2 separate regions of the Homo sapiens genome follow, and region 2 is linked to region 1. Evidence: chromatin loops called from intact Hi-C (ENCODE). Cell type or tissue: adrenal gland. All regions are shown on one strand. Each heading gives the region's core, and the rest is flanking DNA. Links, peaks and the distances in the headings are about the cores only.

Evidence for each region. A loop is a pair of places that touch in the nucleus more often than their neighbours do. Peaks named below come from ENCODE experiments on the same cell type or tissue, not always from the same donor. Only the 100,000 strongest peaks of a DNase experiment are listed, where the experiment ranks them.
Region 2: it touches region 1 in a loop (4-fold over the local background); 65 of 110 quality-filtered maps call a loop at or near these places.

What each region holds. Positions count from the first base shown.
Region 1 is chr20:43,535,948-43,540,335 of GRCh38, reverse strand. L3MBTL1 (L3MBTL histone methyl-lysine binding protein 1) reads right to left here. Exons shown (of 22, transcript NM_001377303.1): 18 at 4,042-4,239; 19 at 3,878-3,927; 20 at 28-185. Among named protein-coding and RNA genes, the nearest start is that of SGK2, 21 kb to the left of the region's middle. In adrenal gland, for the core only: a CTCF peak has its summit at 2,077 (motif pointing left); a DNase peak (open chromatin) is centred at 2,055; H3K27ac peaks cover 873 bases.
Region 2 is chr20:44,085,289-44,089,676 of GRCh38, reverse strand. No RefSeq gene overlaps it. Among named protein-coding and RNA genes, the nearest start is that of JPH2, 100 kb to the left of the region's middle. In adrenal gland, for the core only: no CTCF peak of the experiment used is centred there; no DNase peak of the experiment used is centred there.

The DNA.
Region 1 (4,388 bases), core at 191-4,190:
GGATAAAGAAGGGCCCTCGCTCCTCACCTCATCGATGGTCCACTTGGCGACTGTCGAGGCTGAGATGCCCGCTACTCCTGGCAGGAGCTTGCAGTGCTGCTCCCAGCACACTGAGAGTGAGCGGTCAGGGTGGGCCGACAGGGCTGACATGAAGAGGGACTGGTGCACGACATCGGGCGTGAGGGCTGGAAAGCAGAGGCAGAGGCTGGCAGGCCAACGAGGATGACTAAACTGTTCCCGAAGCCCATGCATACCCACACCACTCAGGAGACTGGCTGGCAGAGTAGACAGGACTCCGGGCCCCTTCTGACAGCCTGTAGAGTCAAGAGGGTGAGCCGTATCTCCTGACTCCTCACACAGTGTTCACTCCTGCTGGTAAAGTGACTCTCTTAAAGACTCTCAGGTCAGCTATTCGGAATGACCCTCACCCCGTCTCTCTGAGGCTGCACCACCCTGGGCCCTGCAAGGATACTCTCTTGGAGCTGCTGCAGCATCTCTAAAGACATAATTTTCTAGATGCCAACCATCAAAAGGGTCCTTAACATCCAAACAAGCTCAGCCTTGATGTCAGAAGTCCACTCTGTTTACTCTTCTTCTCATGAGTCCTTCCGGGCCACGACCAACTTTCTCAGAGCCAGGGTGATTCTGCTTCAGAATCACAGTCCCCCTGACCAGGCTGAAGACCACCCCTCTGGCCACTGCCATTGCCTCAAGCTCCAGTTCCTCCCCTTCCTCCACCAGCCCGGTCTGTACTACTGCCTATGCCAGCACTAGAGGGTGATCCCTGACCCACTCCCCAGCTCCATGTTGCCTGTGGCTTTGCTTCCTGGTCTGCCTCTGGGATCACTGGCCCCAACCTCCTACCTCAAGCAGCTGTACTGAGCTGATGACCGATGCTGCTCAGCTTGGCCTCCCCCTTGGTGGGGCCTGGCACGTGCCAACTTGGACTTCATCCCCCTCTGGCTGCTTTGACAAACCTGGCCCCACTCACTGCTGTCAGCCTTGGCCGGCCTTGTGCAATGTGGCCACTTTCCCAAGGGGTTTTCCCAGCCTCTGTCCATGGTCCAGGAGCATTGGCTCTTTATTCTCCTGGTGCTAATTCCAGATGCTCATCAATGCAGCACCTCCAAGTGCCCTCTTGTCAAAGACCCTCCCTGTTGGTCACAGATTGTCCTGCCCTCTCTCCCTGAGTGTCAGCCTTTCAGCCTGGCTTTTCCACCTCCATTCACCCACAAAGCCTCTGGGATTCCATCCTCAGCCCTACCAACCACACTTCTGTGCCACTGCCTTCCTGCTGCTCTCTCTGTTCATCAGCGAAATCCTAATACCTGCCCATACCCCAGACAGCCCCATCTCCCTGCTCAGCCAGCTCCTCTCATGGCCCGTCTGGGGCACACTCAGCATCTCTCATGACAGCTAGCACCACTAGCACCTCATCTACCTGGCCACAGGTTTGGCCTCTGGTACACCCAGGTACTCCCTCTCTGAAACCCTGTATCTGGGTTTCATACCCTGGGGTGGGGTTTGGGAGACAACATCAAGTTTGTAGGGAGCTTTTCTCCTTATCTTTCTTCCCCAGAGCACAGGGAAGAGCACAGGCCAGGAGTGCTTACCAGCAGTTACAGTGTCTTATCTAACTGCAGACCATCCAGTTGCAGGTCAGACATGGCTCCTCAGTTCCTTCAGTAGCTGACACTCCTAGGCCTAAAGACTAAGCCCAGCCAAGCCCTGTCCTCTCCGGGCAGATCTTCCTATGGAATTGTTCACCAGCAAACCTCAGAGCCTACACTAAGGAGGTCTACCCACCAGTATGTAAGAAGTTGCCTCTGGAACAAAACCCAGAGTGACCAGTGGCTCTTCTGGGTGACAGGCCAGCTAGAAGAGCAGGGGTGCCCTGTGGAAGTGAGACCTGGGCAATGACCCCTGCTCTATCCTTGAAGTGCCTCAAGGATCTGGGTGAGCCCTTCTTTGCCAGTTCCGTGACATAGTCTCAGCCTCTGGAAAGATGTAGCTTCCCAAGAATTCTACAGCCTAATTCTGGGATGAACACAGTAGGCAAGTGCCCTCTGGTGGTCAGAACTTGGTCCTGCAGTGGACTTGACCATGGGTACCACAGATGGGTACAAGAGGTGCCCACTGCAGTTTGATCCTTAGGAGTCCTTACTCTGAGGGTCTAGGTGCTGGCCAAGACCCTCATCACTCAGGTCTGAGGCTGAAGAAACTGCTTCTGTTCCCACAAAGAGGAAACAGTATGAGATGACAGCAAGAGGAAGTGAGGCAAGAGACTCAGACTAATAATACTGGCAGGGAGCTGTGCTAAGCACCTCACATGGAACATCTCAGTTAAGCCTCTCACCACATCATACGGTGGGTACGATTATTATCAGCATTTTACAGATAAGGAAGGTGAGGCTCAGAGAGGAGTGTCACCCACCCAAGATCTCTCAGCCTGTAAAAGGTAGTCTGACTTCAGGGCTATGCTTTTTATCACTATGTTACTTACTGCCCAGGTTACAGAGACTGTTCTTGAAGAATTGGGACAGCTTGGGTCTCGCCAAGGTGCACTAAACCAGGTGATTTCTCAAGGTCTCTTTTAGCCTTAAAATGACATGCATTCCATTCAACTGAGGCGTCCCTGCTGTGCATCAGGCCCTGTACTAGTGGCTGAAGATGTAAGATGAATTCACCACCTAGGGGAGGGCTCAGCCACTATGCCCCTCCCGCTGAAGTATGTTATGGGCTAAAATGTGTCCCCGCAAAATTCATATGCTGAAGCCCTAACCCCCAGTGCCTCTGAATGGGACTGCATTTGGAAAAAGGGCCTTTAAAGAGTGATTAAGTTAAAATGAAGTCATTAGGATGGGCCCTAATCCAATTCAATTGGTATCCTTACAAGAAGAGACACTTTGGACACATCATGGGACCCCAGGAATGCTTGTGCACAGAAGAAAGACCATGTGAGAACACAGCAAGAAGGCAGCCATCTGCAAGCCAAGGAGGGAAGCTTCAGAAGAAATCAAGCCTGCCAACACCTTGATCTTGGACTTCTGGCCTCCAGAACTGTGGAAAATAAATTTCTATTGTGTAAGCCACCCAGTCTATGGTATTTTTGTTACAGCAGCAAGCACGCTAGTGCAAGGGGAGTGAGAAGTGAACTGACATTTGGGTTAGGTGCTTTATGTCTCTTATACCAGCAGCATGCAGCAGGAGGAGTCAGGCCAGATCCGAGTTGGAATGCCAGCTCTCCCCCTTACAAGGTGAATGACCTTGGGCAAGTGACATCACCCTCTGAGACTCACATTCCTCCTCTCACAGAAGAACAATATACATGTTAGAGAACTCTTGTGAGAGTTAGACACAGTATGTGTAAAGAACCTGGCATAGTGCCTGGCCCATAGTAGATGCTCAGTAAGCAGTGGTAGTAACCACTGTTATTTCAGGTATTGACAATGGAAAGGCAGGTTTTATCCAGTTACTCAAGTGAGAAAACTGAAGCTCAAAGATGTTAAGTGACTTGCTTAAGATCACACAGGTAGAAAGTGATGGCCATGGCCTCCTTCCCAGGAAGCCTAGAATCAGAGAAGAGCAGGAGCATCATCTTGCTGCACAGTGAGAACCAAAGGCCCCGAGAAGCTCTGTACCCTCCCCACAGACTCACAGCAAGGCCATGGGGGACATGAGATTGGAACCCAAGGTCACTCAAGGCCCCTCCACTGCTTTTGCCACTGCTCTGTGCTCTCAGTATCTCAAACGAAGAGGCACAGCCCTCCTTCTAGCTTCTCCCACTCTGGGAAATCTGTCTCATCCCACCAATGACAGAGCACTCGCTGTGAACACTCTGTGGTGGAGGACATAGGAGCAGATAACCCAGACTTACTCTGGAAATCTTCCTGCGGAATCTTTCGATACTTCGGAGGGCGTCCAATTCTGGAGAAAGACGGACCAGGTCCATGGCAGGGAATCAGTGTCTGGCCCAGTCCAAGAGGCTACAAGGCCCCACACCCCCAGGAAGCCCGGGCCCTGATTCCCTGGCCTCCATACCGGCCGTGATGGCGAGGCTTCTTCCTTGGGGAGAAGCCTGAGAGGTTCTTCTTGCGGGCTGAGGCCTCCGAGTCAGACAGCTCCGCTTTCAGCCGGCTCTGGTTCCTCTCAGCCAGTGGGCAGCCTGAGAGGCAATGGTGAGCTGTGAACTTGCCTGTGACATGGCCAGAGCCGTCGCAACCAGGAGTGGGGCACTTCCTGGGGAAGAAGAGACTTCAGTTGGGTTTAATCCACTGGTCCCCGCTGAGCCCTCCTCAGCCCTGGTCCCAGCTGGAGTGTGTTTTGGTGGACCCCAGTCGCCTGCATGCAGTAAGTGCAAAACAACGCTGAGGGTCTCTCACCAGGAA
Region 2 (4,388 bases), core at 237-4,236, 550 kb before region 1:
CAATATTATATATCGTGGATATTTACATTTGTGTTTAAATAATGGAAATGATTAAAAAAACAAACTCGAAGCAGCTACTTTCAGAGGAGGATGGAAACTGGCAGAATGAAGCACATGGGAACTTTGACTATAACTGTGTGTGGGGAGTTGAGTTCTGACTGAAGTTTAAGATTGGTGGAGGTTGCCTAGGTGCTAGTTATATTCTCTCTGTACTGTTTATACATCTAAAATATTTCAGAAAGAAACTAGAGGTTGCTTCACCCACAAAAATACTTCATTGTATTAAAAATCTACACTAAAATCAATGGATCAATGGAATAAGATTTTTAAAATCCAGAAATGGACCCAATTTTCTAATTAAAGGAGTGTCACTCAAAAAGGTGAAATGGAACCTTTAATACATAGCAAAGAGACAACTGGGCAACCATTTGGGGAAAAAGTAAACTTAGATCCATGGCTCATACTTTGCACTAAAGTCACTCGCAAATGGATTGAAGATTTAAATATTTAAAATGAAAGTACAAAAAAGGTGGTGGTGAGCTCTCAGCCTCTGGGAATCACAGCTTTATAGAATGTGAGGTTTGGAAGTGACTTTATGGGTTACCTGTACCACAGGCATGCACTACCACACCTGGCTAATTTTTGTATTTTTAGTAGGGATGAGGTTTTGCCATGTTGGCCAGGCTGGTCCTGAACTCCTGGTCTCAAGTGATCCATCCACCTCGGCCTCCCAAGGTGCTGGGATTACAGGCATACCATCTCTTTTATAGATGGGGAAACTGAAGGACAGGGGTAGAAGTGTATTTTTACCCAGACATTGAGCCCTCTCAAATTGGCACTAGTGCCGGAGTTTCAACTAGATCCCAGGTTGTGGAGCAGAGTTTCTGTGTGCTGGTGAGCAGCTTGCCTGAATCTGGTGAGATAGAACACCCACGTACACAAGTTACATGAAATGAAATGGGTTTATTACTTACAGACAGGCAGCAAGGGACAACAGAAGCCTGGGATTCATTGTAAGCCAGTCCCCCAGGCTCAGGAAATCTGCCCGGGGTGAATGGAGTCTCTGTGTGTGTGCCCCAATTGTACCACATCTGAGATACCCCAAAAGACAGCCCAGCCCAGGTTGTATACTTCAGGGGCAACACGATAGGCTGGGCTAAAACACCTAAGGATACCCCGTTTGTAGGGGAAAGAGGAATAGAGCCTGGGCTGTTGTAGCCAGTTCCTGCGTATCTCAGGATATTGCATTCCCAGCACACGCCAAGTTAGTCCTGAGAACCTTAAGCAAAAAAGTGGGTAGCTGGGCATTGTGGCTCACGCCTGTAATCCCAGCACTTCAGGAGGCCAAGGCGGGTGGATCGCTTGAAGTCAGGCGTTCGTGGCCAGCCTGGCCAACATGGTGTAACCCCAACTCTACTAAAAATACAAAAATTAGCCAGGTGTGGTGGCACACATCTGTAATCCCAGCTACTTGGGAAGCTGAGGCAGGAGAATCGCTTGAACCCAGGAGGTGGAGGTTGCACAGTGAGCTAAGATCACACAACCGCACTCCAGCCTGGGTGACAGAGTGAGATTCTGTCTCAAAAAAAAAGTTGCGGGGGAGGTGGGCAGGGGTGGGGGGCAGGCAAGGAGAACTGGGTTGATGGGTTGGCCCAAGGCCGCCTGGGGAACTGTCCTGCACAGATCAACCAAAAGGTAATATTCAGTGACGACTTGTGCACCAGGCACTGTGCCAGGACTTTACCTAGATGATCTTATGTTTTCCCACCAAATGAGCTAGTTGCTGTCATTACGCCCATTTTACAAATGAGGAAGTTGAGGCTGCGTGAGGTGGCTGAACGGCCAGCGATGTGGCCTATGTGCTCTGCCGCACTGCATTCCCTGGAAGGGTGGTGGCTGGTGTGCCCATGGCTCTGGCGGGAGTGGGCAGGGCTGCAGTGGAACAGTGCCTCAAGGATAAGTTGGGGCAGGATATGGGGAAGATAGGAGGACAGGACAAGGAATTTGGAATCCAGCAGCAGCAGCTACGTGCAGGGGGAGAGTTTCCTCTCCTTTCACACAAAGCTGGCCATGCACTTTCTATCCTAGATGAGCCAGCTGTACCCGTTCCAGCTGCAGCAATGGCATTGGGGCCAAACCAGTTTTTAAAAGGCTCTGGCTGTGGGAAGTGGAGAATCTGCTGCCAGCCAGACACGGCCAGGGTGTAAACTGGAAAAAGGCTTCTCTTCCTCCGGTCATTGTTTTTTACAGTAATTCTCCATCTTTGATATACAATATTTATGGGGTACATGTGATATTTTGGTACATGCATACCATGTATCATAATCGAAGCAGGGTAGTTAGGATATCCGTCACCTCTCCCCCAGGGATTGTTGGAGTCAGGATGGCATTGCACAGCCTGAACAATCACAGGTGGCCCTGGGGGCTGACTGAGGCGGAATGGGACGCTCACTCTAGGTGAATTGGGTGACAGTGGTCATGGCCAAAGTGTAAAGACGGAGTTCGGGGAAGGAGAGAAGGAGGGGGTAGGGGCTCTGGCACTGGGCCTTAAACAGTAGCATCCAGTTAGGAACTGCAGTTTCATAAACCAAGCTTCTTTTTATCATATTGCACACCAATAAAAAGTACAAGGGATTTGGGAGGCTGAGGCGGGTGGATTGCTTGAGCCTAGGAGTTAGAGATCAGCCTGGGCAACATGGTGAAACCCCATCTCTACTAAAAAATACAAAAAAACTTGCCAGGCATGATGGTGTAAGCCTGTAATCCCAGCTACTCGGGAGGCTGAGGCAGGAGAATGGCTTGCACTGGGAAGGTGGAGGTTGCAGTGAGCCAGGATCGCACCACTGCACTCCAGCCTGGGCAACAGAGCAAGACTTGGTTGCAAAAAAAAAAAGTCAAGGGATGGCTATACACAGCTGCAGGAATGAATCTCGTAAAATGGTGCTGAAGAAAAGCCAGACAGAAAAGATAACCATATATGAGTCCATTTATATAAAACGATAGAACAGGAGGCAAACTCAGTTTATGGCAATAACAGTTAGGGTGGTGGTTACCTGGGGAGGTGGTGTGGAGGGAGGTGGGTGAAATCACTGAGGAACAAGGGCACGTGGGAACTATTGGGGTGATGGAAACGTTCCATTTTGTTTTGGGTCATGGCTACAGAGATGGAGATGTGAAAATGTATCCTTTAAAAACAAACCAACCAAAAACAGCCCTTCTAAATCAGCATCCAGCGTGTATGCAACATACAAGAAATCAGGCAAATGCTATGTGGCTTCCTCCCAGGCGAACTCCGCTGCACACACAGGTGCCACGCTCTGTGCTTCACACACAGCTACCCCAGATGCCGCGTGTGCTCCCGCCAGCAGCCTGCCACACCGAGGCCACAATGTAGGTTTGGGGTTGGGCAGCGGAGGGTGCAGCACAGGGTGAACGTGTTCTCCCAAGCCTGTGGCATGGCTGGGGCTGCCAGCACTGGTTTAGGTGGGCAGGGGCTCTCCTGTGCTGCTCCAGGACTCAGGCGGGAGCCCATGAATCTTTACCTCTGCCACTCATGCAAGTTAGTATGTTTGCCCTGTTGCCCTTAGATGTGGCGTCTTTTTTTGCAGTGCCCAACCTAGACACATGTGCATTCATGTCTTGCCCGTTAGACTGCCCAGGGCAAACCACGTGGCTTCAAACCATTTTCCCACACTTCTCACCTGGTACGGGGAGCAGCTCTGTGGTGGTTTGAATTCAGCATCTCAAGTTGGCAACAAGTGTGCAGAAGCATCCAAAGTCACAGGTAACGCTCCATGGGGTCCTGGACCTGGATGCCAGCTTCTGACCCCCACCTGGGACTCACTTCATAAGGTAGAACACAAGGGATTCAAGGTTTCTGGGGGGCCAGGCACGTGGCTCATACCTGTCATCCCAGCACTCTGAGTGGCAGGAGGATCACTTGATCCCTGGAGTTTGAGACAAGTCTGGGCAACATTGCAAGACCCCCATCTCTACAAAAATAAAAATAAAAATTAGCCGGGCATGCATTGGCATGTGCCTGTAGTCCCAGCTACTCAGGAGGCTGAGGCCTCCCTTGAGCCTGGGAGTTCAAGCCTGCAGTGAGCCATGATTGCACCACTGCACTCCAGCCTGAGCAACAGAGTGAACCTCTGTCTCTAAGAAAAAAAAAAAAGATCTGGGGATTGTGGGTTGTGTCCTGCAAATCTCAAGGCAAGTTCCAAGTGATCCTGAAGCGGGAGACTGTCCCATTGGTGGCCCTCAGGGAGCCTGCTGCCGTTCCCACGCTTATACAGCCCCTGCCCTGGGAGCTGTGCTGATCCTGTTACTTACTTTAACCCAGTGGTTCTCAATCCAGGATGGCTTTGTCCTCCAGGGGACATTGGGCA